Regions from separate parts of the Homo sapiens genome. Here all the other regions are linked to region 1. A link is a loop called in an ENCODE intact Hi-C map of the cell type or tissue named here. Cell type or tissue: endothelial cell of umbilical vein. All regions are shown on one strand. Each heading gives the region's core, and the rest is flanking DNA. Links, peaks and the distances in the headings are about the cores only.

Region 1 (6,241 bases), core at 1,237-6,236:
GTATTTTTTTCAAGGTATCCAAGGTATTTATTGCTTTCTACTCTTTTGTCCCCACTTGTATAGGATGAATAATCTGATATCATGTGAAATGAGGAAATAAGAAGCTTTCTGCTGACTTCATTTTGACCCAGGGTCCAAAAGGTGATGTAATCCTGTGGCAAGAAGGTAAAGCTATATTCTTGTCCGTACCAGATGAAAGTGAACTATCTCTGCTTCATCATTCACAACTGTCCTAATAAATGGCCACAAGTCCCTTTGTATTCCAGGAGGTAGACTCAAGTAGGCACTTCCTCGAGGGTACTCAGATTTCCTTTAACTGTGTCTGAGAACGCATTCATATCTGGAAATTGGATACCGTCTCTCTTTTCTAGACATAAAGGTTTTGTTTGTTTGCTTGTTTGCTATACAAATCAAGTAGAACCTTAGTGACTGCTTATTTATTTCAGTCCTGGGGACTCCATGATCAGTTAGTCACCTCCCAAGAATCCATGAGTCAGAGCATTCTAATTTTCACACTGACCTACTAACTTTCAACTTAGCCCCATGCAAATGTGCTACCTAGACCATGTCACTCTGGGATCCTGCCATCCCTCTGAAACTCAGTAAGCCAAATTCAACTGTAGCCTTTTTTCAGCATCATCGCTGGTCTACGTGAAACGTTCTCTAAATCACTTTTATACTGACCCTTCCCTCATAGATTTGTTTCTCAAGGCCTTTGTAAAGAGTGTTTTCTGGACCTTCTTATGATTTTTATTTTAATTAGAGACAGGGTCTCGATATGTTGCCCAGGCTGGCCTCAAACTCCTGGGTGAAGTGATCCTCCCACCTCAGCCTCCCAAGTAGCTGGGACAGGTGTGAGCCACTGCAACTGGCTAGACCCTTTTTTGGAAGACAAAATTGAGGTGGGTGGTTGGGTCAGATATGACAAATCTAATCCAGCATTCCTGTCTCCTAAAATTTAAAATTTTGTTCATTTACATTTTACCTAAGAGATTTGCATCTCAACTTTATTTTGTATGACTCACCCCTCAGTCTAAATGTCAATGAACATTTAGCAGAGCAAACAGAATTATTCCTAGCTTCTCAAACTAGAATAATCCAGAATCTCTTGTAAGCCCTATTAGTAAATTCAACCCAATCTCAAATCATGTCCTCTTCTTCTTCATTCAACATTCTTAAAATCAATTCTAACTCACATCCCACAGATTAATTAGCAAAGTTCTTCAATTTCTTTGGTGCTTGAGATATATCTTACTGAGCTTCACTTTGTAAACTAGCCTCTTGAAGCACAGTAGAATTTTTTTGGGGGTTGGGGCGGGGGACGGAGTCTTGCTCTGTCACCCAGGCTGGAGTACAGTGGCGTGATCTTGGCTCACCACAACCTCCACTTCCTGGGTTCAAGCAATTCTCCTTGCCTCAGCCTCGCGAGTAGCTGGGATTACAGGCACCTGCCATCATCCCTGGCTAATCTTTTGTTATTTTTTTGTAGAGACAGGGTTTCACCATATTGGCCAGGCTGGTCTCAAACTCCTGACCTCAGGTGATCCGCCCACCTCAGCCTCCCAAAGTGCTGGGATTACAGGTGTGAGCCACCGCGCCCAGCGAGTTTGACTCTAATTACAGATCTGGAGATAGTGCAGAGTAAGAGTAGGGTATAAGAGAACCTCCTATAAGGTAACTCCCTCAAACTAGGGAGTTTCAGCCTCTTCAAACAAAGGAGAAATAGCTTTATAATAAAAGCTTCAGCTGCAAAGAAGGCTGAGAGTTTGGGGGCAAGGAATCTCTGCGTTCTTCAAATTCTCCCCTATATAGCATTTTAATTTTAAAGATCTTACTCTTTCGGAATCAGCACTTTAACATATGCTCTTCTAAGACCCCAGGTAAGGAGGTGAATTCGACTGATTTGCAAATCAGCAATCAACAAGAACAAATATTGGTTTATAGCTATCTCCATCCTAGGGCTATAAAAGTTTCTTTTAACAAATTCACAGCTTGGGTTTCAGTTCATGTTTTAAGATGAGAATTTAGAGATTTTCATTTGTTAATGTCTTCAAATGAAGCAGCTAGCCTTAGCACCCAGCTCTTGAATTCCTCATTTCCTTCATACTGTTCTGTGACAACAGCAATTCTCTCCCCCATGGTCTTGTCTTTAATACCCAACTCAATCCTAATGCTCACAGGCATTAATTTCATTAGCTATTTTACTACTATAAGCTGTGGGTTTCCAGAGTCTCATCTTTGAATATTAATTGGTTTTTATTATCTTCAAACACAATGAGTCTGCATACCCAGATTCTCCTGATTTCCCTGAAAGTCTGTTGTGTGTAACCGAATCCCCATTACCAGTTTCTGTACAAGTCAGAATTCCTATTTGCCAGCATTAGTAACCAATTCTAGGTAGATTAAATAGAATGGAATTTACTGAAAGAGTAACAGTATCTATATACAAAGTTATTTGGGAAAGTTAAAAATCAGGCTCAGAAATCAGACAGGAGCCAAAGGAGGCTGGCAGCAGATGAATCAGCCAAGGACCACTGAAGGAATAGTCTGATTAGAATGCTGCCAGAACTTGGTGAAGAACTGTTATAGGAAGAGCCTAAATAGAAACTAAGGACAGTGCCACCACCAGACATTCTCTTCTCCTGAATTACTGACATCATCACTGTCTCAGTAGATAGCTTGATGGTTTCTGCATCTTTGCATCACTCCTTCTGGATTCAATGTGGGAATCCCACTGGACAAACTTCAGTTATGTGCTGATGTCCTTGCTGTCTAGAAGAGGAAGATATGCCTTTTTTCAGTTCCTATAACAGGAAAAGTGTTGAGATGCCAAATACCAAAGCACACAAACCCCAGACACACAAACACATCCAGGACACCATACTTGGGTTTGTTTCTGGACTCACTGTTTTATTGGTTTGTTTGTTTATTTTGCTGTCATTATGCTACTGTTTTAATTTCAGCTGTTTTATCTTTTTTAAAAAATCTAGCAGTTAAAATCCTCCTTCCTCTCAAATGGTTGTCTTTTTTTCTTGACTCTTTTCAGTTTAACTTTTCTCAAGGAACTTCAGAACTCTTTTGTAAAGTTTCAAAAAAAATTCCATTGGCATTTCCATTGGAATTGTATTATATTTATGAATATATTTGGGGAATAATTAAAAAATTTTTAAATGCCGAGTGTTCTTATCCAAGAACATGGTATATCTCTGTTTAAGCCTTGGCAATTTTATAGTTGTCTTCACATAGATTTGACATACTTATTAAGTTTATGTTTTTGTTATTCTGGTAATTACAATTTTTTCCACTTTGTTTTCCTTTAAAAGAGTTTCAAAGCCCCCCTTTTGGACCACAGAAAATCTTAACGTGTTATAACCTAACTATGCAAATAGCTCTGTGATTCTAATTTCTCTTTTAAGCAATATAAATCATTGAACTACATTCTTCCTATGTTTATCCAGCTTTCCTTACCAAATTAAATCTCATACTTTGTAGTGTAAATTTGAGTTTGAAAGTTAAAGGTAAAGAATGTTTTCCAGGGGACTAAAACAGGAAAAATACTGTCAACAGAATTGAATAAATTGGAAGATGGAGGCCACTGCGCTAGTACTACAGTGCCCCCTAGTGGAAAAAAGGAAGCATGGGCATGTTTATACCAAGAATGACCCCAGTCTCTCTTCCACAGGCAATTAGAATCTGGAGGTGTGTTAGTGGTCAACTAGGTCAACTCCTCTGGCTTCCAAAAAGGGAAACTGAGAAACAAAATGAAGAAATGACTGGCCCAAATTCACATTGTCAACCCAAGGCTTAAATCCAAGATTCCTAACTCTCATTTTTCTTCCTTTTTGCTACCCTTTCTTTTTTCTTCCTTCCTAGTTCAAAATATATTGTGCTCTTATTATAAAGCACAATATATTCTAGGAATGTGTTCTAGGAATACAGATATAAAGAAGATTTAGTCGTTGCCTTCAAATCTAGTTTTACTTCAAGCCTAATTTTTTTAGCCATTTTCAGGGAATGAATTTGTTGGGGAATGACCAAACAACTATGCAGGGGAAGGTTCTCAATCATCCACAAATTGACTCACAATATGATTAATTAATTATTGAGTTTTAACTGGAAAGTACAATCACAAATGTGAAAATTGCCCTTGATCAGATTCAGACCATTTCATGAGGAGGTAAGGCATACTTTCAAATGGCCTGCATTAACCTTAATCTTATTTCTCCTTTGCAGATTCAAAACTGTGGACTATCTTGCAAAAAATACAAGAAGATATTGAAAGTTTTCATGAGTGCCTACCACCTAATCTCAAACACTATCATTCATATGTGCCTCATTGAGCAAATCTTTAATGAGGATCTATATGCCAGGTATGTGCTAAGCTCTGTGCTTAGTGTGGCAAAGAGAACAGATATGGCCTTGAGGTTTCTGCTCTCACAAAGCTTATAGTCTCCTATTTGTGTATGTGTAATTCTCTAAAGCTCAGGAAAGCTGTTTTCCTCATTTTTCTTTGGCATCATATTTTTAGGCTATAGAAATCAGAAAGTACGCAAACATTTTCTAAAATTACTCTGCCCCACAAAAAGGGAAACAAAAATAACAATTTGGGGCCAGACAGAACTGGATTTGAATTCCAAGCCTGCCCTTTACAAGCTATTAAACAAGCTTATTCTCTGAGCCCCTGTTGTTTTCATGAAGTGGAAATAATATGTATCCCTTGTAAGGGATCATATCCTTATTAATACCTAAATAGAGACATTACTTTTTGAGTCAAAACTATGAATTATATGGTCCATCTCCTAAAATGCAGAAAAATTATCTAAAGAGAAGCATTATTAATATTGTTCACTTAGTTTCATCAAGAATGTCACTTTCCAGAATTAATACAGACAGATATTCTTTGCCATTGACTTTTTCTTTTTTTTTTTAAATAAGGTGAAATGCTCTAACAATGGATGCCACTATAACAGAGTTTCTGTAAGGCTATTAGTTTCTTTTTCCATGGATAGTTTCCATGGCCTTGCTCCACATAAACTAAACCCTATTATTTCAGTTATGATGACTAAATCTAGTATGACCATTATTTATCTGTATAAGGGATCTTGTAGTAATCTGTGTATAAGCTTATCACTCCATCTATTTAATGATTTGACTAAGTCAAGGATCATATTTTATTTCTCTCTGTTCTCCCCTCCCAGTGGTACCTTACACAGAATTAGAGCACACTAAATGTGTTCTGAGTAAAAAGACTATCTTACTATGTGCTGTTTGACATGTAAGCTGAGAGAGAAAATTTGGCATATGTTGTAGGTAAACTTACTTTGTTTTACCTGGGAGTAGCAAGTATCAAACAGATCCTACTCCTGTTACAATCCTGCTAGAGAAAAAAAGTAGTTAAATTCCCCAGTCTCTACTCAAACCAAAACAAAACTTCAAAAATATTGAGACACAGAGAGAAGGAATAGGATGGGGTCAGGGAGGACTGGTGTTTCTGCGTAGTGTGCATGCAGCAGGCTAATGTCCTTTCCCTGTTGTAATAGCTCCGAATGTAAGCGCCACACAACACCAGGTCTATGAAAAGCCCAGGGTTTCAAGGTCAAACAAGTTTGGGAAAGCTTGCCCAGCATTTTCCTCTCTTGCAAGCTGGCAGTGGACACTGGTAAATTAAAGCCTATAAAAACTGCTTAACATTGTTTTACCTTGCAATCCCCAAATTCATTTGACCAACGTTTCACCTATAAACATCCCGCAGATCTGGTAGATTCTGTGGAAGGCACAGACTTCAGGAAACTGCTCCACTGTGTTGAAAGGACTTCTTTCTCTTGTTAATTCACACACAAAAAGCTGCCATTTTATTTCCAAATCCTACAGAACTGGGAATGTGAGCATTTCCAGCAATGTTTCAACTGTAGAAAAGTGAGACCACTTTCTGACAATTTAGAGGTCCCAGAAAGTTTATACAATTGAATTTTAGGTATGTAAGGAGTCAGTTCGAATCCAGGAAATGGCTTCCCAGCAATGCCTGGAATGTCCTCACAAAAACTGAGAAACAGATATCCAAGTCCTGTTTTGGATCTTGGAGGGACAGAGAGAGAGAAGAGAAAAACATAAATTTATAGTCCCAAATCTCATGATGTTTCTTCCAGTTTTCTACAAATAAATACACAGTATCCACTTTCCCTGAACTCCATCTTGGGACTTTATTTTTGCGTGTTTCCAATTCTCCTCTCTAGATGGCAGC
Region 2 (5,000 bases), core at 1-5,000, 220 kb before region 1:
TGGGATTACAGGCATGAGCCAGAATTTTTAAATTAAGCCTTTTGCATATTGTTTCCAAGGGACAAGTGTCAATCAGGCAGGCAGTAAGCAGAACACCCCCTACTCCTTGAATATTGAGCAGCACTAGCCAGCATCTTTCAATCTACAAACACTTCTGGATTGAAAACTGGATAAGGCTGTAGCTGAGATTGGGGAGAAAGAAGCCTTGAAATAGGGTTACAGAAGCCTTCCTCAACTGCTTTCCCTGGTGTTCTTGCATGGTCCAGAGCTACACTCAACCTCTCTAAAATGAGTGCACTTTGTCCCTTTCTTGGTATTGATGCAGTAGGAGGTTTCTTGTCTGTTCTCATCTAGAAGGACAGAACTGTGGCAAACTTCTCAGCAAGAGAGAAGAATACAGGAGTACGTGAAGTCAGCTGCTTTATGGTATAGCATTCAGATGCCTACTGAAGTTCCTTTTTAGGTATAACAGGTGACCATTCCCAACTAATCACTTTCTAATACTTGCTCACAGTTACGACTTAGGCCAAGAAGTTCAAATTTCCACTGGCCAACCCAAGGTGGCTGGTTGCTTTAACAGGAAAATAACAATATAAAAAAAGCAAGACACTAATATTCCCCTATAACTGGGCCCATACATGATAGATAGAGTTAATTCATCAGTGACTATTACCTACTGAACTTAGCTTTGGAATTTCATGATTCAGCTGCTTCTTATCTAGCTGTGTCATCTCAGGCAAGTTGCCTAATCTTTCTGATTCACATGTTCTTCATCAGTAATATGCAGAATACAGGGTGGTTATTATGATTAGAAATAATATATATAGGTGGTCTAATAGAATGTGATGCAATATGGTTGGTGTTGGCTCCAAAATTTATATGTAGAAAAGATTTATGAACAGCAATACTGTTGAAGAGGCAGTAAGGTACCTGCATTGAAGTATTTAATTATATAGCAAAGACATGCTCTGACTTGGACTGTTTATCATGGGTGGTAGTGAGGCCAATGGACATCATGGAAGACTACAAAAGACAATGCTCTGTCCCAGGCCACCATATGATAGATGTTAATGAATTACAACTATTATTGTTACCTTGAAAACTACACTATTTACAAGTACCTCACTGGGATAAGCCAAATTCATATTTTGCTATCTTGTCTATGTCCCTAATTCTTGATTGAAAAATTGTATTTATTCTCCCTTAAAGTCTATGGTCTCCAGGTCAGTTTATCTAGGGGTATTTTTTAAATTGGTGATTAAATATAATTTTATGGAATAATTAAGCCCCTAGTTTTTCACAGCCCCATCATGGCCACTAATAAACTGAAAAAAAATTATACAAAAATAGCCCCAGGATAATAACATGGAATCTACAGCATCTATTCCAAATATATAACAAAGAATGAAAGAAAACCCAGAATGATATCTTGTACAGTCTAGCAAACCTGCATAGAAATCTTCAAACTAAGAATCTGGAAAAAAAATTAAAGTGTAGGCAATCTTTTCTTATTTTAACAGAAGAAAATCCATATTTATCAGTTCAATATCCAAAATCCCTAGAAGGCTGAAAAGTACAAACTGAGCATGTGTGTCTCTCACACACCCACACATCACTGGCTGACTAATTTAGTAGTTAAGAGAGAAGAGTAAAAATGCATAGGGAAAGGAGCACATTTTAATGTCTTGGATTTTCCCCTCTTGGAAAAAACTGAAGTCATGCATTTCTCCAACGTTTCTACCTAGTAGTGAAAGTTGGAACTCCAGCGCAATGGGGATGGCCAAGGGTAAACGCCAATATATACTCAGTAATATTTGTTGTTACGGGAAAAAAGAGCGGGAGATACTTGGACCTAAAACCGAAACTCTCCCAGTACCAATCAAGATTCACAGTCCTTTTTCCTCATTAACCTCTGGAAACCACCAAATTAAGGATTCCTGCTCGCCGCTCTATTCCGTTCTTACAAACTGTGCCCTCGGGGTAGTGCAAAAAAGAACGTGCTCTAATTCCAGGGTAATTCCAAGAGATAACTCGCCTTTTGCCATCCCGGTTCTTTTACTGAAACTAAACCAAAAGCCAGCATTATTATCGACCACACCGTGTACCAGGCTCAAAATCGCCAGGAACATGGGGCCGGAAACCTTCCTCCGCCGCGCCAGAGACCACGGTGCCATAACAGACACAGTGAGCGCCCCTCATCTTTAAGAGGCAGGGAAGGAGAGTTACCCTGCACCCCCACGGGCCGCCGGTTCGGTAGGTACAGCCGGGACTACGTCTCCCAGCATGCAGCGCGGCTACGACCCGCGCCGCGGAACCACTGGAACGGTGCATGCCGGGACGAGTAGATTCAGTCTCTGAACGGCCCGGAGTAGTCTTTCCCCTCCTGAATGCCGCCACTCCGCAGTCCAGAGTATTTGAAGATCAAGCTGAAATTGAGAGACTGACGAGAGTGGTCCCTTTTTGTTCCTAACAGATTTCTTGCGACAAGGAAACCGGCAGTCTTCCGCTTCCGGTTGCTCTGTTGCCATAGTAACCGCACCCATAACAGCCGTGGTGGTTATGGCTGGCCTGAGCGGCGCGCAGATCCCCGACGGGGAGTTCACCGCGGTCGTGTACCGCCTCATCCGCAATGCACGCTACGCCGAGGCGGTGCAGCTGCTGGGCGGAGAACTGCAGCGGAGCCCTAGGAGCCGCGCCGGCCTGTCGCTGCTAGGCTACTGCTACTACCGCCTGCAGGAGTTCGCGCTGGCGGCCGAGTGCTATGAGCAGCTGGGCCAGCTGCACCCGGAACTGGAGCAGTACCGCCTGTACCAGGCCCAGGCCCTGTACAAGGCCTGCCTTTATGCGGAGGCCACCCGGGTCGCCTTCCTTCTCCTGGATAACCCCGCCTACCACAGCCGGGTCCTCCGCCTGCAAGCTGCTATCAAGTACAGCGAGGGCGATCTGCCAGGGTCCAGGAGCCTGGTAGAGCAGCTGCCGAGTAGGGAAGGGGGAGAGGAAAGTGGGGGCGAGAATGAGACCGATGGCCAGATCAACCTGGGTTGTTTGCTCTACAAGGAGGGACAGTATGAAGCTGCATGCTCCAAGTTTTTTGCCGCCCTGCAGGCCTCGGGCTACCAGCCTGACCTTTCCTACAACCTGGCTTTGGCCTATTACAGCAGCCGACAGTATGCTTCAGCACTGAAGCATATCGCTGAGATTATTGAGCGTGGCATCCGCCAGCACCCTGAGCTAGGTGTGGGCATGACCACTGAGGGCATTGATGTTCGCAGTGTTGGCAACACCTTAGTCCTCCATCAGACTGCTCTGGTGGAAGCCTTCAACCTTAAGGCAGCTATAGAATACCAACTGAGAAACTATGAGGCAGCTCAAGAAGCCCTCACTGACATGCCACCCAGGGCAGAGGAAGAGTTGGACCCTGTGACCCTACACAACCAGGCACTAATGAACATGGATGCCAGGCCTACAGAAGGGTTTGAAAAGCTACAGTTTTTGCTCCAACAGAATCCCTTTCCTCCAGAGACTTTTGGCAACCTGTTGCTGCTCTACTGTAAATATGAGTATTTTGACCTGGCAGCAGATGTCCTGGCAGAAAATGCCCATTTGATTTATAAGTTCCTCACACCCTATCTCTATGACTTCTTGGACGCTGTGATCACTTGCCAGACAGCTCCTGAAGAGGCTTTCATTAAGCTTGATGGGCTAGCAGGGATGCTGACTGAGGTCCTCCGGAAACTTACCATACAAGTACAGGAAGCAAGACACAATAGAGATGATGAAGCTATCAAAAAGGCAGTGAATGAATATGATGAAACCATGGAGAAATACATTCCTGTGTTGATGGCTCAGGCAAAAATCTACTGGAATCTTGAAAATTATCCAATGGTGGAAAAGATCTTCCGCAAATCTGTGGAATTCTGTAACGACCATGATGTGTGGAAGTTGAATGTGGCTCATGTTCTGTTCATGCAGGAAAACAAATACAAAGAAGCCATTGGTTTCTATGAACCCATAGTCAAGAAGCATTATGATAACATCCTGAATGTCAGTGCTATTGTACTGGCTAATCTCTGTGTTTCCTATATTATGACAAGTCAAAATGAAGAAGCAGAGGAGTTGATGAGGAAGATTGAAAAGGAGGAAGAGCAGCTCTCTTATGATGACCCAGATAAGAAAATGTACCATCTCTGCATTGTGAATTTGGTGATAGGAACTCTTTATTGTGCCAAAGGAAATTATGACTTTGGTATTTCTCGAGTTATCAAAAGCTTGGAACCTTACAACAAAAAGCTGGGAACAGACACCTGGTATTATGCCAAAAGATGCTTCCTGTCCTTGTTAGAAAACATGTCAAAACACACAATCATGCTTCGTGATAGTGTTATTCAAGAATGTGTCCAGTTTCTAGAACACTGTGAACTTCATGGCAGAAACATACCTGCTGTTATTGAACAACCCCTGGAAGAAGAAAGAATGCATGTTGGAAAGAATACAGTCACATATGAGTCTAGGCAGTTAAAAGCTTTGATTTATGAGATTATAGGATGGAATATATAGTAATAGCTGATAGTGGCATTTATCAAATGGCTTTGTTATGTAAATTTGCATCGCTTTATTTACCCTTTGGCATCTTTATATTTGTTACATGTTGAACTTTGTACACTTATGCATTATAAAAAAAAAAGTAGCTAAAACTTTTGCTGTTAAATTTCCCAGAAAGTGACATATTCTAAGAACTTTTACCCCAGGAGTTATGAAAAATTCCAAACTTATGAGGAATGTTTATATCAGAAGTTGTAATACGTTTGTTTCCTTTCCTCTGTTATCTTTTGTGCTTTGACGTATCTTGAGGGGTCTTTGCACAAGGATTACATCATTCAGGGACCAAGCACTATCTCAGTAATAGTTAAGAGTAGTCTTTAAATAATCATTTCAGGGATTGTGTGAGAGTAGTCTCACAATTTACACTCATTAATTTGTAATGCATACTTTTTATATAG
Region 3 (6,544 bases), core at 590-5,589, 160 kb before region 1:
ACAAATTTAATACAGTAAGAAGCTAGACAGGTAGAATGTGAATATTATCTTTCTATATTTAAGAGATCAAGAGCTTAGTTCCTAAGGATTTACAGAGGAAAAAAAGTTAACTTTTCATATACTTTTATGAAGACAAATATCAATGACTTCTATAAAATATTTGGAGAGAAGAAATCTACAGATATAGATAAATAAATACAAACATAAGTTAACAGATTTTAAATTTATCAGCAGAAAAAGCTGCCTAATGTCTGGCAAAGACATATGAGAATATCCTAAAAGAAATACCAGACCCCAAAGTGGATTATTTTAGAACAAAGATGTTTCTAAAACTAAAATCCAGTGCCTCAAGTATTATGCCATTTTATGAACTATACTGTATTTTATCCACAGTAAAGGTAGAAGATGAAGACATTCTGACTTTTAGATGAGCACTATTTCAGGCAAACCACACAGCCTCCAAAAATCACTTAAAACACAGACACATGCACACACAGCTTTATCATATTCCAAACAAAAATTACATTAAAACTATGTTATTTTCTATTTTGTAGTCTTATTAAATGTATAATAGTTTAAAAATGTTAAAGAAATGTACTACCTGAGTAATTTCAAATATTGGCATAAGAGTATCTTTGTAGTTGGGTTGATACTTCTAAAAACGTTACCAGTTTCCAAAAATACTAAAGGAAAATCAGTTTTCTTCACGTTTACAAATCTGAAATGTTTTTCATAAAGTGGGCACATTGACTTCTAATAAAATATACAAAGCCTGATTAGACCAAATTTCTTTTCTTCATAAGTAGAATATACATATAACATATATATTTATATATTCTAGCTTAAGCACATAAGTAAAATATGAGACAGTAACAGCCACTCTGTCATTCATAACAAAAACATTTTAAGTTCCTACCAGCAACTTGTAAATTCCATCTCCTGCTAACAACCACATTCTACCGCACCTTTATCAATGGCAAGTATTATTAATGAAAACAATTCACGTAAGTACACATATATCAGAAAATGGGAGGGGATGGGTGCAGTGGCTCACACTTGCAATCCTAGCACTTTGTGAGGCTGAGGTGGGCAAATCACTTTAGGACAGGAGCTCAAGACCAGCGTGACCAACATGGCAAAAGCTTGTCTCTACTAAAAACACAAAAATTAACTGGGCGTGGTGGTATACACCTATAATCCCAGCTACTTGGGAGGCTGAGGCATGAGAATCACTTGAACCTGGGAAGCAGAGTTTGCAGTGAGCGAAGATTGTGCCACTGCACTCCAGCCTGGGCAACAGTGCAAGACCTTGTCTCAAAAACAAAACAAAACAAAATGAAAAAAAAGGGGGGGGGGGGGAAGGAAAGTATATTACATTTAGTGTAGTAAATTTCTATGGGTATTTAATCTTTAAAACAATTAAAATATGCAAGTCTTGATTAAATCTTGGTTTGCAAACACTATTCATAAAACATATCTTGGAGATAACTGGAATAATCTTATATAATGAATATTAGATGGCATTAACAAATTACTGTTGATTGGCCAGGCGCAGTGGCTCACACCTGTAATCCCAGCACTTTGGGAAGCCAAGGGAGGCAGACTGCCCGAGGTCAGGAGTTCAAGACCAGCCTGGCCAACATGGTGAAACCCCATCTCTACTAAAAATACAAAAAAAAAAAAAAAAAAAGAAATTAGTCAGACATGGTGGCACACACCTGTAGTCCCAGCTACTCAGGAGGCTGAGACAGGGGAATTGCTTGAACCCAGGAGGAAGAGGTTGCAGTGAACCACTGCACTCCAGCCTGCTGGGCGACAGAGCGAGACTCTGTCTCAAAAAAAAAAAAATTCCTACTGATTTTCTTAGACATGAAAATGGTATTGTAGTTATAAAGAAGAACACTATTCCGTCTTTAGGAGACGGTGCTGATGTATTTAGGTTAAGTGCTGTAAAGTCTGCAACCTAGGCTGGGTATGGCGGCTCACACCTATAATCTCAGCATTTTGGGAGGCTGAGGCGGTGGATCACCAGAGGTCAGGAGTTCGAGACCAGCCTGACCAACATGGTGAAACCCCATCTCTACTAAAAATACAGTATTACCCAGCCGTGGTGGTGCATGCCTGTAATCCCAGCTACTTGGGAGGCTGAGGCAGGAGAATCACTTGAACCTAGGAGGCGGAGGTTGCAGTGAGCCGAGATTGCACCACTGCACTCCAGCCTGGGCAACAAAAGCAAAACTCTGTCTTTAAAAAAAAAAAAAAAAAAAAAAAAAGTCTGCAACTTAATTTCAAATGGTCCAAAAAACATATACACGTACATGTTAAACAGAGCAAAAACTTAATTATTGTTGAATATATGAAGTGGATAGACAGGTGATCACTGTACCAGTCTTTCAAATTTTCTGTATGCTTAAAATTTTCAAATTAAAAAGCTGGAAAAAAGGCAAGAAAGCTCCTGGGCAACTGCTGTATCATATAGCAACTAATATTCAATTATATTGAGTGTGATTTTTAACTTGATAATCAAGTCACATAAGCTAGCTATCCAGTATTCCTATTAGTATCAAGGAGGAATAGTAGATGGTAACAGACAAACACTATCAAAACAGAACTAATAAGCTAAAGAATTTTTTTAATTTTAGATATTAAATTATTTTAACATGGACTTTTTTGAAATTATCTAATTCAAACCAACGGTTTTAAAGTCTCATACTTCAATAGTACCAGATTTTTAAAAAGTCAGTAGAGTTTTTCAGTTATTGTCATAACTAAATGCTTATATAAGTAAAGCACTCAAAAATAGCATCTAGGTTGGTTTATGATCTCCTGGTAATTGATATTTGTAAATCACTGCACATCATTCTAAATATATAAAGCTGAAAACATTTCTTATAATTCAAATAATTAAAAGTTACCACTACAGTTAATTAAATGGAAGGTTCTATAATCAAGAGATCAAAATAATGTTACTATTCTTAAAAAACAACATCAATTTGAGTTACTATATGTACAGTTAAGATTAGGTTATGTTTCCACTGCTTTAAAACTAATTTGGTAGGTTTAAAAAAACCACAAAAGATTGCCTTCAAAAGTCAGAGACAGCACAAGTTCTGAGAATTTGAGCTCTAAATTCACTCCCATGTTATTTACTAATGCAGGGCTGAGAGTATTCCACAGATTTTGTAAAGGAGGGAAAAAGGTCCTTGAGTTAAAGTGACCCCTGCTGGTAAGCGATCAAAACTAACCTGAGAGGGAATATTTTTACAAATTTTAATGATGGGTTAATGATAAATTCAGGGAATTCAAGAATACTCAGACAGAAATTGCTTACTAAAACTGAGCTAATGAAATAATTGATTTCTTTCCTGCTACGATAAATGTACCCTTACTAGAATCTCTCAAATCATCGAACTTGTACCTAACTATATTTTATACTTAATAGTCTGAAACTATATGAAACCTGATATGGACTAATACAGAAATATCAGTATACTTTTTGTACTTTAATAATGAAATAAATAACCACGATGACTTCACAACATGGATACAAGACTGACTTAGTCAAATTGCTGGCAATTTCTTCCCTTTAGGGATGCTACAACCAGGAATTTACTTGATTGCATAATCTGAATAGTAAAAACTATTCTGATTAGTCTTATTTACTTAGTACTCTCTGCACTAACTTAAAAAGCAACATATTTCTCAATCCTATCATTTTATTTAAAAATATTTCCTTGGCCAGGCGCGGTGGCTCACGCCTGTAATCCCAGCACTTTGGGAGGCCGAGGCAGGCGGATCACGAGGTCAGGAGATCGAGACCATCCTGGCTAACACAGTGAAATCCTGTCTCGACTAAAAATACAAAAAATTAGTCTGGTGTGGTGGCAGGCGCCTGTAGTCCCAGCTACTGGGGAGGCTGAGGCAGAAGAATGGCATGAACCCGGGAGGCGGAGCTTGCAGTGAGCCGAGATCGCACCACTGCACTCCAGCCTGGGCAATAGAGCGAGACTCCGTTTCAAAAAAAAAAAAAAAGAAACATCAAAATATTCTGCAAAACTGGTTTTTCTAAAACTAAGTCATAGCTCTTACTTGTCACAGAAAAAATCAGAACTTGCAATTCAGATGAGACATATTTGAGAAGGCACCTCTTAAAAGACTAGTTACCAGCAAAATAAATTCAACATTAACATATATTTCACATGTCTGAGGGGTTTCTGCTAACGTAATGTCATAAGGATAAACTATAAAAGTATAAGCATTGAATGGCAGCCATGTAACTCTGGTCCATGGCTAAGGAATGAATTATACTTGATTGAAAACATTTGTTTCCTCAAAGGGTAAATCCACATCCTATGTAGACTCTGGAACAGCCCAAATTCTTGAGCCTAGAGACTACCTTGGAAATAGACTATCAATCTCATGTTGTATCAGAAGCAAATGCTTCAATACTAAACTCCATGTGCTATACAAAAATTTGGGCACAAAAAATTATCATAATATGCAACATCCTCACTAGAAGTGAGGAACCACATATAACTGCATACTATCCATTGCATTATGTTGGTTATCAAGCTAAGAGCACACTACCTCAAATAAGGCACACAACAAAATTGATTAATTTAAAAGTTCAAATCCCAGCACTTTGGGAGGCTGAGGCAGGTGGATCACAAGGTCAGGAAATCGAGACAATCCTGGCTAACACGGTGAAACCCTGTCTCTACTAAAAATACAAAAACAAAATTAGCAGGGCGTGGTGGCGGGCGCCTGTAGTCCCAGCTACTCAGGAGCCTGAGGCAGGAGAATGGCATGAACCTGGGAGGTGGAGCTTGCAGTGAGCTGAGATGGCACCACTGCACTCCAGCCTGGGTGACAGAGAGAGAATCCGTCTCAAAAAAAAAAAAAAGTTCAAAAAAGGCTATGTAAAAAAAGATAATCTGTTAAATGTGAATTTCTGGACATAAAAACTTAAAATGTAGACAAATTCTTCTTCTAACTAATAAGTCAGAGTTGGTATCACAGATGAAATGATAGACTATTTAAGGCTACAGTTATTACTGGTTGGTCATCTTAGAGATGACATACTGACTTACAGCTAGGAGTCCGTATGATAAACAATAAGAACTTTTTATTTTGACAAGTCAATTGTTGCTTGGTTTTAAAGAATAAAATAATACATAATAGGGAGTGAATATTGCCCTCCACTTATATTAAGGAAAAGACCAAAAGATAATGCCAGTCTCCTAATTATAACTTTATAGTTTTTCAGTTTAGTAAAGGTATAATAACTTGTTCTGAGTGGCTTCTGGTAGAGAACATGTCTCATAACTGTCTTAATTTTGCTGGATCAAACAGTAAATGATCCAATTAACCAAACACTTGACTAGGGTTATTCTCTCTGCTTCAGAGAAAAAAACGCATGACACAAAAAAAATGATTTAAAATAATTTCAGTTTCTCTATGTAATAAATACTCCCAAGAATTACTGTTGAATAAAAAGAAGTTTTAAGTGTTTTATAAGGTAAGTGCTAAACCTGACTCCTTCTAATTTATTTGAACTCCTCCAAGATAAATTAAGTTTAAAACAGAACAATTCATAAAATTTATGTCTTCCCAAATTATAATCTAAAATCATTAAAACAAACAAACAAAAAACCCCAAACCTTCATCAGTTTAAAATTGTTTAAAATAAAAGTGATAGAAGGAAGGAAAAATTACCCTCCATCAAAAGGTAGTGGGAAGAAAAGCTGCATTTTCATCTATAATTCTAAAAACCTAGTTCGAAGAAACTAGGTTTTACTGAGAAGAGTTTTGAGAGGAATGAGTACTAATCAATACCAAATACAGTTTTTCCTCTTGTTGGAATAAATGCTCCTCTCAAAATACCATAGGGCACTACTCCTAAGTTTTTATTGAAAACAAACAAAAAAAACCCAAGCTTCAGAAACTGCTTCTGAGCTTGTTTTAACACTCGGTTTTCCTTTTAACCTTGTAAAGACATCGTTATTTCCAAACTAACAATTTTATTTATCTCTTTTAGAGAATAATAACACGTTATATCTAACACTGATATGCTGATTAAAAAACATTATTTTCCTCCTCTTCATAGGCTACAGCAGGAAATGTATTTTCTGAGAACGTCTTAAAAATCATTTACCCATCTACTGAATAAAGGAGGAGATTATACTGGACTGCCACTTATGAGAAAGAATCACATTAATCTTCCACTAAATCCTCCTTTCTAGCTTCTCACAAGGCAGTGAAGTATTGAAAGAGGATACTTGCTCACATGGACAAAGATCGGATGAGAGACTTTAGTAGAATCCTTCTAATGCTAGTATAAGGTTGCTTAATTTATTTCCTTCAGTAAGAATAGTAATAAAAATATACATATAGCCCACTTTGCTATTTGTGAACAGTCATGTATGTTCTTTCCCAAAAGATATTTATCCAAAATTACAGTTTCCCATTTCAAAAGCAACTTGAATCTGAAAATATTGCAAAGATGGAAGTGCTATAAAATGACAGTGAAGAATTACAAGCAACC
Region 4 (5,000 bases), core at 1-5,000, 390 kb before region 1:
GGTGGCTTTTGACAGTGAGGAAAAACTATCGGATGGTTCTATACCACAACTGGAGACATGCCTTCAACGTGTGTCAGCTGATGTTCGCGATGTTAACCGTAAGTGTGCTTAGTGATGGTGGAAGATCATTTCTCATTCGTAGGAACTGGCAGGCCTTCTCCTTTACATTTCCATTTCTCTGAAAAATTACCATGTGATCATTTTATGTTGGAACTTACCTACCCTGGTTATGAAAGTATATATGTGCCAGCAATTTCTGAGCTTGAAAGCTGTAACATTGTTGACCCCTTGAAGCCAGTGTAGCCTTGGAATGATTACTTGAGCTTCTGTTCAGTATTTTTTCTTGGTAAACTTGTTCTTTTACAAAAGAAATGCTCAGATTTTTAAAGTAATCTTTTTGCAGAGGAAATGTAGTTGAGTAACAGAACAAAGAGATCACTGGATATGACTCTCTTGGCTGGTGGAAAGCCAGTAGGGAGGTGTGAACATCACCCGCAGGAATATGGAAATCCTGAGAGGATGCTTATTTGAGACAATGCCCAGGGAGGCCAAGGAGAAAAGAGGGGTAAGAGTGCGCACTCTCCAGGTTTAGGGCTTACTTGCCTTAAAATCTCGTCCCGTGGGGTTTTAACCCAGTGATGGTGGCCAGTCTGTTTCACGGAGATATCTAGTGCAGCTGGGCAGATATAAGCCTTGGAATTTAATCTCAAAGCAAATGTTTGTGGCAAATATTGAAACAAATCCTCTATTTACTTCTTCTGGCAAGAAATAAGGCTTTTTTTGGCATAATTTCTACTACATTGTTACACTATCATCAAGTACAATGTTTTCTGGCTTAAATATGTTGGTTTCTTTGGCTTCATAGTTATATATACACACATGTGTACGTACATATCTGTGGGTGTGTGTAAACATATTGCCATACAAAAAAAAAGAATGTGAGTCTTGGACTCTTCCAACATAAAATAAATACCTTATATTTTTGCACCCAGACTAAAATTTAAACACAAAATCAGAACGCCAAATGAAATGCATTTTCCTTTGGTCCAAATGAACAAAGACAATTCTGCTTCTTTCTCAAAAAAAAAAAAAAAACTCTGCCTCATTTTCTGCCTATTAAAATTTTACTCATCCTTTAAGGCATTCATCTAGTGCCAGTTTTTCTACAAAGTCTTCCCCTTTCTCCCAAATCATCAATAATTACTTCTTTCCCTGTACTGTATCTAGTACAACACATCTTTCTTGCTACTGTGTATTTTAAGTTACAAATCTGTCATCCTCCTATAGAGTAAGCTGCTGAGGGAAGAGATCATTTCTTGTTTTTTCAACAGCATCTACTTATTTGCTCAACCACCATTTATTGAGGGTCACACCAGCACCCTGCACTCTGTCATGTACTTGGTGGGTTTTCAAAAAATGTATGTTGAATTGACATGAGCTGAAATGTGCATCTAGCATAAGATGGGGCCAGAATGTCTTTTATACTAGGGACTTGTGCTTTGGGTCCTCAACTGCTTAATAAACAGGCAGACTGGCCTGGGAAAACTGGACTGATTCCATTCTTCTGTTGCATCCACCGTTAGAGGAGTGAGCCATCAAGTGAGAAAGGAAGGTGCTTTGAACCATGAGGCTTAATAGCTCAAGTAACAACCATTGCTTGGAAAAAAAAAATCTTCATTTTGTTTTTCCATATCCTACCTCAGTAAACAAGGTATAATGTTTTGTGTACAGATTTCATATGTCTGGCCCACAGAGGACATTCAATAAAAAACTTTTTAACCCATTATTTGGGAAAACCTATGGATTTATGCGAATTGCCAAAATAAGTAAGTAGGAACCCTGTTCAATGAAGGAAAAAGAAATGGCTGTGACATTTTTGAGTTAGAAATGTCAAGGACAGAGACAGATTTTTATAACAAACCTTAAAATAGTTGGAATAGGGGAAACTGGCAAGAGCAGCAGGGTCACAGTGGACACTTAGGAGCAAAAGGAAATATATATCCAGTTTTCTGCAGTGGGTATTTCCATTATATGGGCAATTTTGATCCTTTCCAAGAAATTGAAGAGAATAGAATTCTTAAACTATGTCACCACAATGGGGATGCTCATATCGTCAGAATATTTCCAGGGTACAGTTGTTTTTGCAAGTATGCTCAGCAATCTTGAAGAGCAGCATTGTTGGAGAAGGCTTAGGTTTTGTTTTTTTGCATTCATGCTAACACAGAAAGAGGAGACTTCATTGTCAAATTTCTCTAAGGAGGGTGGGTGGAGGAGATCACAAAACAAAAACATGACTTCAGAAAGAATACAACGTTATTTTGTTCTCCTTCACATTGTATTGAGTAGCCACATCTGGAAAAGATAGTATTTTCTGCTCATTAAATTTTGTTGAACTTAACTAAGGGTTACAGTCAGTTAAAAGTGTCAACATTTGTTTCTCTCTAACGTAAGTATCTTCTCCAAGCTTGACTCTGGTCAATCTGGTTAATCAGAATTTTTTAATTAAGAAAATAATTACAGAAGTAACAAAGACGACTCAATCAGTGTAGCTAAAAATAAATTTAACTCGCTCATCAATTCTCATCTCTGGAATGTGACTCGGCCTATGGTAAAATGATGCCCTATTTCTTACCACCAATGGGCACTCATGCTTTTGGCACTCCTGAAGATTCTAAAAGCCTTTCAATGTTTTGATCTTATCAGTGATTAAAATTCCATTCCAGTGATCTCATATTTCCTGTCTGTGGGTTGTGTTAGAACCAAAATTCTCTATTAATCTGGGGGGAAAAAAGAAAGAAAAGAAAAGAAACTCACCATGTACCAACCATTGGATTCAACCTGGGTCATGTCATAAGGCTAAGAAAGCACAGCGTGTGTGTGCTGAGGCTTCCTCTAGATGGCGCTCCAAGGCAAAGTTTCTCAGCTGGTTTCCAGAAAAGGGGGAAAAAACCTTACCCACCTTCCTTGAAAGTGCTTCTTTTCTTCTAGCACAGGGAATACTGAGGTACACACCCCACCACAAAATAAATGTTTTTCCTAAAAGAGATAGCAACAAAACCAGTCTGTCGGAAAAGAGCATCTCCCATCAGGATGGGCCTGTTTTATGACTGCCACCTTGCATACCGTGCTGTTAAAGTGAATAATAGTGTTCTCCGTGTGACCTTAAATCTGTGATTGTGTATTTTTCCAAGCCTATTGTCTCTGGGAATGGGGAAATGCATAGTTGTGTGTCACTGCTGAACAAATTTTGGCACCACGTACAACAGGACAAGCAAATTATAAATATATGCCCCAGCTTCCTAACCTTTAACCCTAAAATCACTTCACGGGTGGAAAATAAACTTATTGACTCAGCATTGTGTTTTGCAAAAGTATTCAGGTTCATGTGTAGGTAACAAAGCGGTTTTGTTCCTTTAGAAATTAAAAAAAAAAAGAACTACTGTGTAGGACAGGCAAATTGATATAAAATGATGAACATTTTATTCACTGGGAACCCTGTTAATGACTTATTAATTTGTTCCATGCCTCTGGTCTGAAATTTCACATTTATAAATTTGAAAGCTTCAATGTTATTCTTTGTTTTTAAAAAGATATTTAGATAGTTAAAATTTCCCAAATACTTTGAATTCCTCTGACAAATACAGTAGGTAGTGACAGTTATTATTTGTGGTTAAAATGAGGAAGAAAACCTGCAGATGAATGATCATCATATAAATTTTCTTTACTAATAGAAGTTTATAGAACAAATATTCCATCATGCACATACATAATAAATAAATTATAACTATAAATACATGATAAAAGATGAGGGACATATTTCTTATATTCACGATGTAGACTAGATATCGGAAATGACTCTGCTTTTGTTTGTATTCTGTAAAATAAAAGGCATGTAGTGGTGCCAAGGTTGCAGAGACATTTTTTTCGGTTTTATAAATGATGTATGAGCTCTGACAGATTTTCCAAGGGGAAAAAAAAAGATTTCTTTAAGAGTCAGTATTCTTTACTATCCCATAAATGTACTCATTAGCACTTTGAGCCATGCCCTGCATCCTGTAGGGTATCAATAAAGATTAATTGAATGAGTGAATTTAGTTTAGGGTAATATTATTCAAGGAACCATGTTGCTCAGTGTCCAGTTAAAAAAAGCTATAAAATGGTGAACAACTATTATTGCTTGAAATCTTGTTCTTTCTTCATATCACACTAAGGTTCAGCTAGGGTTCATATAGAATATTATGATCTTGCAGAATTCACTGGATATGAAAAGAGAAGAGCACATGATCACATTAAAATTTATGGTGGTGCAGGCAGCGTGGCGCTGGTGGGGAATTGCAGTTAAACACTAATAATAACCAAGTATCACAGCAAACACATTGACACCCCCTGACATTTACTGGGGGCTTCTTAAATCTTAATGTGGAGGTAGCGTGTTTAAATCCATATTTGTGTTGTCAACAAGGTTATTTTCAGAGATAAGCCAAACCATTTTATTGATAATTCAAACTAGAAAGCAGAAGGGATGTTTAGGGAGAAAATCCATCCTATTTACCAGCTTGAGGCTGATGTTCTGTCCTCTGACTGCAGTTTCCAGAAAAGTCCTTGATTTTTGAGGTAGAAAATTCATTCTGGAAGATCTTAGAAGCACAGCTGAAACTCCTCCCTCCCTGTCCAAGAAATACAGAACCAATTGAAATTTTAAATAAAATATTTTTACTCAATAATCAGAATCCTAATCTCAACAGAAATCAAATTCCTTTGTAGACTGTAACACTGGAAGTTACAGAGAGATCTAGATGTTTTGTTCTGTAACTGACTGAAATAAATTAATAAACAGTAATCATATTTGTAATCATCAAACATCATTTTTACATTGTATTTCCTTATCAAAAAAGTAGTAACTTGTTATATTTACTTTAAAATAAATGGCAGCATTATTGTAATACTATAATAAAATCTACATGATAGAATAACCAACTCTTTAATCTTCATGCAAATGT
Region 5 (5,000 bases), core at 1-5,000, 420 kb before region 1:
ATCCTCTTTGGAGTGTGCTGTAATGATAGTGTCTCTCTTCCCCGCTGGAGGCAAAAGCCCCTTGCCCTTTAACTCTTAGTTGATTCAGCAATCTCTTTACTACTAAATACGTTTCTTCATTCATGTATCCTCCTACCACCACCCTGCTGACTAAATTTTTTTAAACCTATTTTTTTGACCTTCAAAACACCTAATGCTTTGTTATTTGTATTTGTATTTACTATTTTATATAGTTCTATAGTCTGTCTTTCCTGTTTTTGAAATCATGCTCTGGTTTGGCTGTTCTTCCTATTTTTCCTCATTTGGAAATGGATTCATCCAAAATCTTTTAAGTGTTTGTGAATCATAATTCTCTTGGTCTCAAGACACCCTATGAAATAGGAAGTTAGGAGACAATGTCTGGCTGAAGGGTTTTCTGCAGTCTCTGTAGCCAGATCTGCCCTTTTAACAGTCTTTGTAAGACCATGGACACAGTAAGACAAGAGCAAGCAAGTGTATAAAAAGACAAAGTAACCACCAGACCTTTTGGTTAATTTCAATTTCTAGGCTCCAGGTTTCCTCATCTGCAAAACAAAGCCATCTCTAGCTAAAAAATGCTATAATTTTATGAACCTATAAAATTTATCTCTAGGAAGAAAGGGGAAAATAAAACATAAAACAACATAAATGTTGACAAAACATTTAGGGGTTTTTATGATTTTCGCATACTCAAATTTTTTAATTCAAGCTCTGTTCAAGATAGCTCAGCTTGATTTAATTACATATAAGTAATTTCCAAAGCCCCCATGACTATATTATATTTGAAAGGTAATATAATATAATAATACTCATGAGGAAGATGTGTGATTACGTGGGTAAAACAAGAGTCTCAATCTCATCAGTATAAAAACTATACACTAATGCTACCTATAAATGTTTAAATAAGAAAAATGTCTTAAGTACTAAGAAATTGCAGTGTATAAAAACAGGTACATGTCCATTATCTCACTTGAGGCTCACAAAGTCTTGGTGAGGGCAGGGTTAGCATATCTCCATTTTATGTAGAAGGCAACTAAGGATCAAAGAACCAGCAAGAAAAATGGAACCCCTCTGCTTTGGTTTTTCTTCTGCAATGTTTTGTCTGTTCCTGAAGACAATGCTGTTCTTCAAGTGGCGGAGTAGGAAAATGGAAGCAATGTCATGGAGTTTCATTTTTAAGTCATTTCTTTTGATTCAGCTATTATTCTTGAAATCTTGGTGGCATTTTGACATTTTGGGGGTCAAATAAGCATGAATGGTAATGACGTCTGAGAAAGACAGAATTGTTGGCTGAACTCAACATATTGACTTTTAGTAAGACTGTTTATGGTACTCTTTGGGCAATTAATACGTAATGTTGTTTTATTAGAAACTTCTTTTTGTATTGTGGTTGTACTATCCATGTGACTTTTTGCCCTGGGGTTTTAGATTACTTGGGAACCTAAGGAAATTGGAAACAGAAACATTATGGAGACATTGCATCATTCTTAGCAAGAGAGTATATGGTTCATTATTCTGACATCTCGCCTGTCTTCCTTACAGTCTGATTGGCTATCTAGCTGTATCAAAATCTCTTGACATCTGGAAAGCTCAAAGGAAAAAGAGTAGTCCCACTCTATTATCCTGTGCTCTCCAGGCCTGCCAAGTACCTTGTACGAAAGATAACAAGGATATGAGATTGCAAACATCAGTTTCATGATAAAGCACTTGTCAGGTGATAAAGTCTTATGTTTAAGGCATGAGCACTTATGAACTAGAGACTATTTGGGGGAATATGAAGTGAAGAATGTGAGACTGGGCTTGCATTTTTTATAATATTTCCTATAGTGATACTTGATATTGGGAACATCATGGATGGTAATCTGCACATCTGAAATATGATGATTTTAACATAAAACTCTCAAGGTAAATTTTAAAGATTTTTCAGAAATTTTAGCTATTCTGAATTAGCTCCTGATACTGTTTCCATTTGTGTGTGCGTGTGTGTGTGTGTGTGTGTGTGTGTGTGCACGTGCTCCAACTTAACGGGATAGTCATATGATTTGGAGTTTCAACTCTGGCTTTACAAAAGGATCTCATGGCAATTCATTGTCTCCAAAGAGAGAAGCAAATGGAAAATCCCTGAGAAAACAGGGTCTGAGATGAAGCACTTTGGCCACTGGGTGCCATCCTTGCTCCACGTAAGGATTTGCTGAGCCACATTTCTAGGAAAATGGCTAAAACCCCAGAGACAGTAATTTAAAAGTAATATCGAGATATAATAATGTTTGTGTGTACGCATGACCTGGAATATGTTAGTGACATGGACAGCTTATTCATTTGCCCAGGCACGAGGTGGAGGGACTGGGGGACTCTCCCCTTTGGTTTAGCCTTAAGAACAAAGCCTGTGTAAGGCCCTTGTGCTTGCTGTATCCCAGTGAGGCAGCCGGCGGGTGGCCAAGGAGGCACCGTGGAGGTCTGGGGATTGTTGATGAGGTGGTGCAGTAGGCATCTGGAGGTCAGCAGGTCAGATGCTACATTAATTCTTTTTATTGTGGTGTGTAATTGCAGCATGCATGCAGCCAGGAGATTTGAGCCTCGCTGTCTGTGTGCCTGCACTCTATTCCTTCAATGCATTCATTTCCTTGCCAGAGCTGATAGAGCCATCAGGCACTCCTTCTCTTCCTTTTCCCCAGAATACTGCATGTTGGTGAAATGGTAGCTCTGTTGAGGTGCTTTTCGCTTCCCTAGAAGCAATTCATAACGTTCACAAAGACACCACCTTAGCCAGATATCAGAACATCTATAGTCAATACACAACATCTGTGCAGGATTTTTCTGTCTTTGGATTTGATAGCCACAGAGAATGTTCTTTGAATATTCTTTTTTTTTTTTTTTTTTTTTTTGAGACGGAGTCTTGCACTCTCACCCAGGCTGGAGTGCAATGGCGCCATCTCGGCTCACTGCAAGCTCCGCATCCCGGGTTCATGCTATTCTCCTGCCTCAGCCTCCCGAGTAGCTGGGACTACAGGCGCCTGCCACCATGCCTGGCTAATTTTTTTTTTTTTTTAGTAGAGATGGGGTTTCACCGTGTTAGCCAGGATGGTCTCGATCTCCTGACCTTGTGATCCACCCACTTCGGCCTCCGAAAGTGCTGGGATTACAGGATTACAGGAGTGAGCCACCGTGCCTTGCCTCCACAGAGAATATTCTAAGACTGTCATGTAATTCAGGATGATGTTTCCATCCAGGGCCTAAAGCATTTCATTGAGACTAAAAGGAATTAGGCTGTGAACAAGTCAGAATTTTAATAAAAACTGCAAGTCTGTTACAGTCCCACTGTAACAGAAAACTCTAGAATCGTTTCTATAAGACCACATGGTAGAAGGGATCTAAGTTCAAAACAGATTTCACCTCATCCCCCCAGGCTGGGGGCCCCAGCATCTGGCCTCATACTGGCTCTGAAAGCCTTCCCAGAGCAGCATCCACAGGTACTTCTTTACACTCACTATAATCAAATCCACACCCACGAAAGGTGAGAGTCTGAGAAGGGCTGGTAAGAACTTACAGCGAGGCTCTGTTCAACCTATCCAGGGATAAGAGGCTTAAATACTGTTCTGTTGTTAAGCATCTACAAGTGGACGGACTTTAAAATACATTTCCTGGGCTTTCTGTAGGATAACATGATACCAATCATTATACATTTTCAAATATTGCTGTTCACTAAGACAAATGCTATGATAACCACAGCATTTTTGCTGATTCTAAGTGCTTTCATAGCTCTTATTTCATTGAATGTTAACAGCAAGCCTCTGAAGGAGGCATCAGCGGCTCTATCCCATTTAAGGATCAGGCAGCTAAGAGAGATGTTACACTGCCAGTTTGGAGACCTTGGTTCATGCTGCTGAGGCCCTTTTCTTGGGCCCCAGTATATGCTCAGTCTACTCCATGTGACAGTCATCTGGAAAATAAACATTTACTGAACATTTTACCAGCTGCCAGGCCAGTTTTTGGTGCCTTACCTGTATTAATTTATTTAGTCTTCACAAAAACCCTACTATTATTTTTCTTATTTTACAGATGATAAAACTGAGGTACAAAGAGAAACGCCCAGGTAACTACATTGCACACATTAAGAAATTGAGATATGGGTGGGCATGCTGAATTTGTAAGATCCTTTTTGAAATGTCATGGAATGCGTTTTGTTTGAGATTCTTCTCGTCTTGGCTTGACCCTCCTTATCGTCTGATTGTGAGCCCTTGAATAATCTTGGTTTACTTTCTCGATAGATGGGTTCAGGTTTCAACAGACCTTGCTAAGAATGTTTTGGTTTGTTTATGTGTTCGTTTGTTTGTTTTAAGGTTACATAGTTTGAAAAGTAATCCAGCCCCATTGCTTGAGCAGGTATGATTCCTTAGCCTTCAACATTCTAGAATATCAACTTCAAGGGACATGTTTGTGGGCGCTAACAGCACTTATTTTCTCCAAAGGGCAAATTTCAAACAATTCCTGTGCTGAGTGATCCCATTCCTCTTGCTACTAGGTTCATTTTCCTAACACATACTATAATTCACCTCTGGCCTTCCTGGAGATGGAGACGAGTTCTGTGAAAACCAAGCTTTGTGATTTCTGTGGGAACAGGTGGCCGTCCTCAACACTTGGGCTTAAGTTTGTCAAACAACTCCGTAAACCACTGAAGCTGGCTTTTGAGGAAAACCACTTTTTACTCTTCCCCTCACCACCAACAGAAAAGATTTAGAATTCAGAAATGAACGAGAAGAGAGTGAGAGGCTTTCTGTGATGACATTTCTCCAATATGAATTTAAAGGGAATTTCTTTCCCTTTAAAACCATGAAGAAATTTATGCTTCTGCCTGAAATATCTTTTAAACCATCAGTGGTCTTCTTGAAAACAGCTTTACTCCGGTTCTCTGAGGAGTTGTGTGTGAGGGCAAAAGCTGGTTATTTTGATAACCCCTGAAAGACCAGGGGCCCACTATTCTA

Evidence for each region. Peaks named below come from ENCODE experiments on the same cell type or tissue, not always from the same donor. Only the 100,000 strongest peaks of a DNase experiment are listed, where the experiment ranks them.
Region 2: it touches region 1 in a loop (7-fold over the local background); 11 of 110 quality-filtered maps call a loop at or near these places.
Region 3: it touches region 1 in a loop (12-fold over the local background); 12 of 110 quality-filtered maps call a loop at or near these places.
Region 4: a loop joins it to region 1, with 13 times the contacts of the local background. A loop is called at or near these places in 74 of 110 quality-filtered maps.
Region 5: it touches region 1 in a loop (16-fold over the local background); 74 of 110 quality-filtered maps call a loop at or near these places.

Annotation. Positions count from the first base shown.
Region 1 is chr2:177,332,522-177,338,762 of GRCh38, reverse strand. LOC100130691 (Putative uncharacterized protein FLJ44553) reads left to right here. Exons shown (of 9, transcript NR_026966.1): 2 at 64-165; 3 at 4,234-4,370. Among named protein-coding and RNA genes, the nearest start is that of MIR6512, 22 kb to the right of the region's middle. RefSeq lists an enhancer at 1-757. In endothelial cell of umbilical vein, for the core only: CTCF peaks have their summits at 3,617 (motif pointing left) and 6,212 (motif pointing right); DNase peaks (open chromatin) are centred at 3,582 and 6,232; H3K27ac peaks cover 534 bases.
Region 2 is chr2:177,550,323-177,555,322 of GRCh38, reverse strand. IFT70B (intraflagellar transport 70B) reads left to right here and starts at 2,527. Exons shown (of 1, transcript NM_152517.3): 1 at 2,527-5,000. The coding sequence starts at 2,560. The coding sequence ends at 4,557. RefSeq lists enhancers at 2,261-2,550, 1,919-2,722, 2,723-3,527. In endothelial cell of umbilical vein, for the core only: no CTCF peak of the experiment used is centred there; DNase peaks (open chromatin) are centred at 2,412 and 4,362; H3K4me3 peaks cover 1,563 bases; H3K27ac peaks cover 3,420 bases.
Region 3 is chr2:177,486,576-177,493,119 of GRCh38, reverse strand. The region is part of intron 11 of AGPS (alkylglycerone phosphate synthase); the gene reads right to left. Among named protein-coding and RNA genes, the nearest start is that of IFT70B, 63 kb to the left of the region's middle. In endothelial cell of umbilical vein, for the core only: a CTCF peak has its summit at 3,219 (motif pointing left); a DNase peak (open chromatin) is centred at 3,199.
Region 4 is chr2:177,722,756-177,727,755 of GRCh38, reverse strand. It overlaps PDE11A (phosphodiesterase 11A), which reads left to right. Exons shown (of 20, transcript NM_016953.4): 12 at 1-98. PDE11A-AS1 (PDE11A antisense RNA 1) reads right to left here. Exons shown (of 5, transcript NR_136171.1): 5 at 4,467-4,667. Among named protein-coding and RNA genes, the nearest start is that of PDE11A-AS1, 52 kb to the right of the region's middle. In endothelial cell of umbilical vein, for the core only: a CTCF peak has its summit at 2,913 (motif pointing right); a DNase peak (open chromatin) is centred at 3,195; H3K27ac peaks cover 497 bases.
Region 5 is chr2:177,756,200-177,761,199 of GRCh38, reverse strand. The region is part of intron 10 of PDE11A (phosphodiesterase 11A); the gene reads left to right. Among named protein-coding and RNA genes, the nearest start is that of PDE11A-AS1, 85 kb to the right of the region's middle. In endothelial cell of umbilical vein, for the core only: a CTCF peak has its summit at 2,161; a DNase peak (open chromatin) is centred at 2,189; H3K27ac peaks cover 332 bases.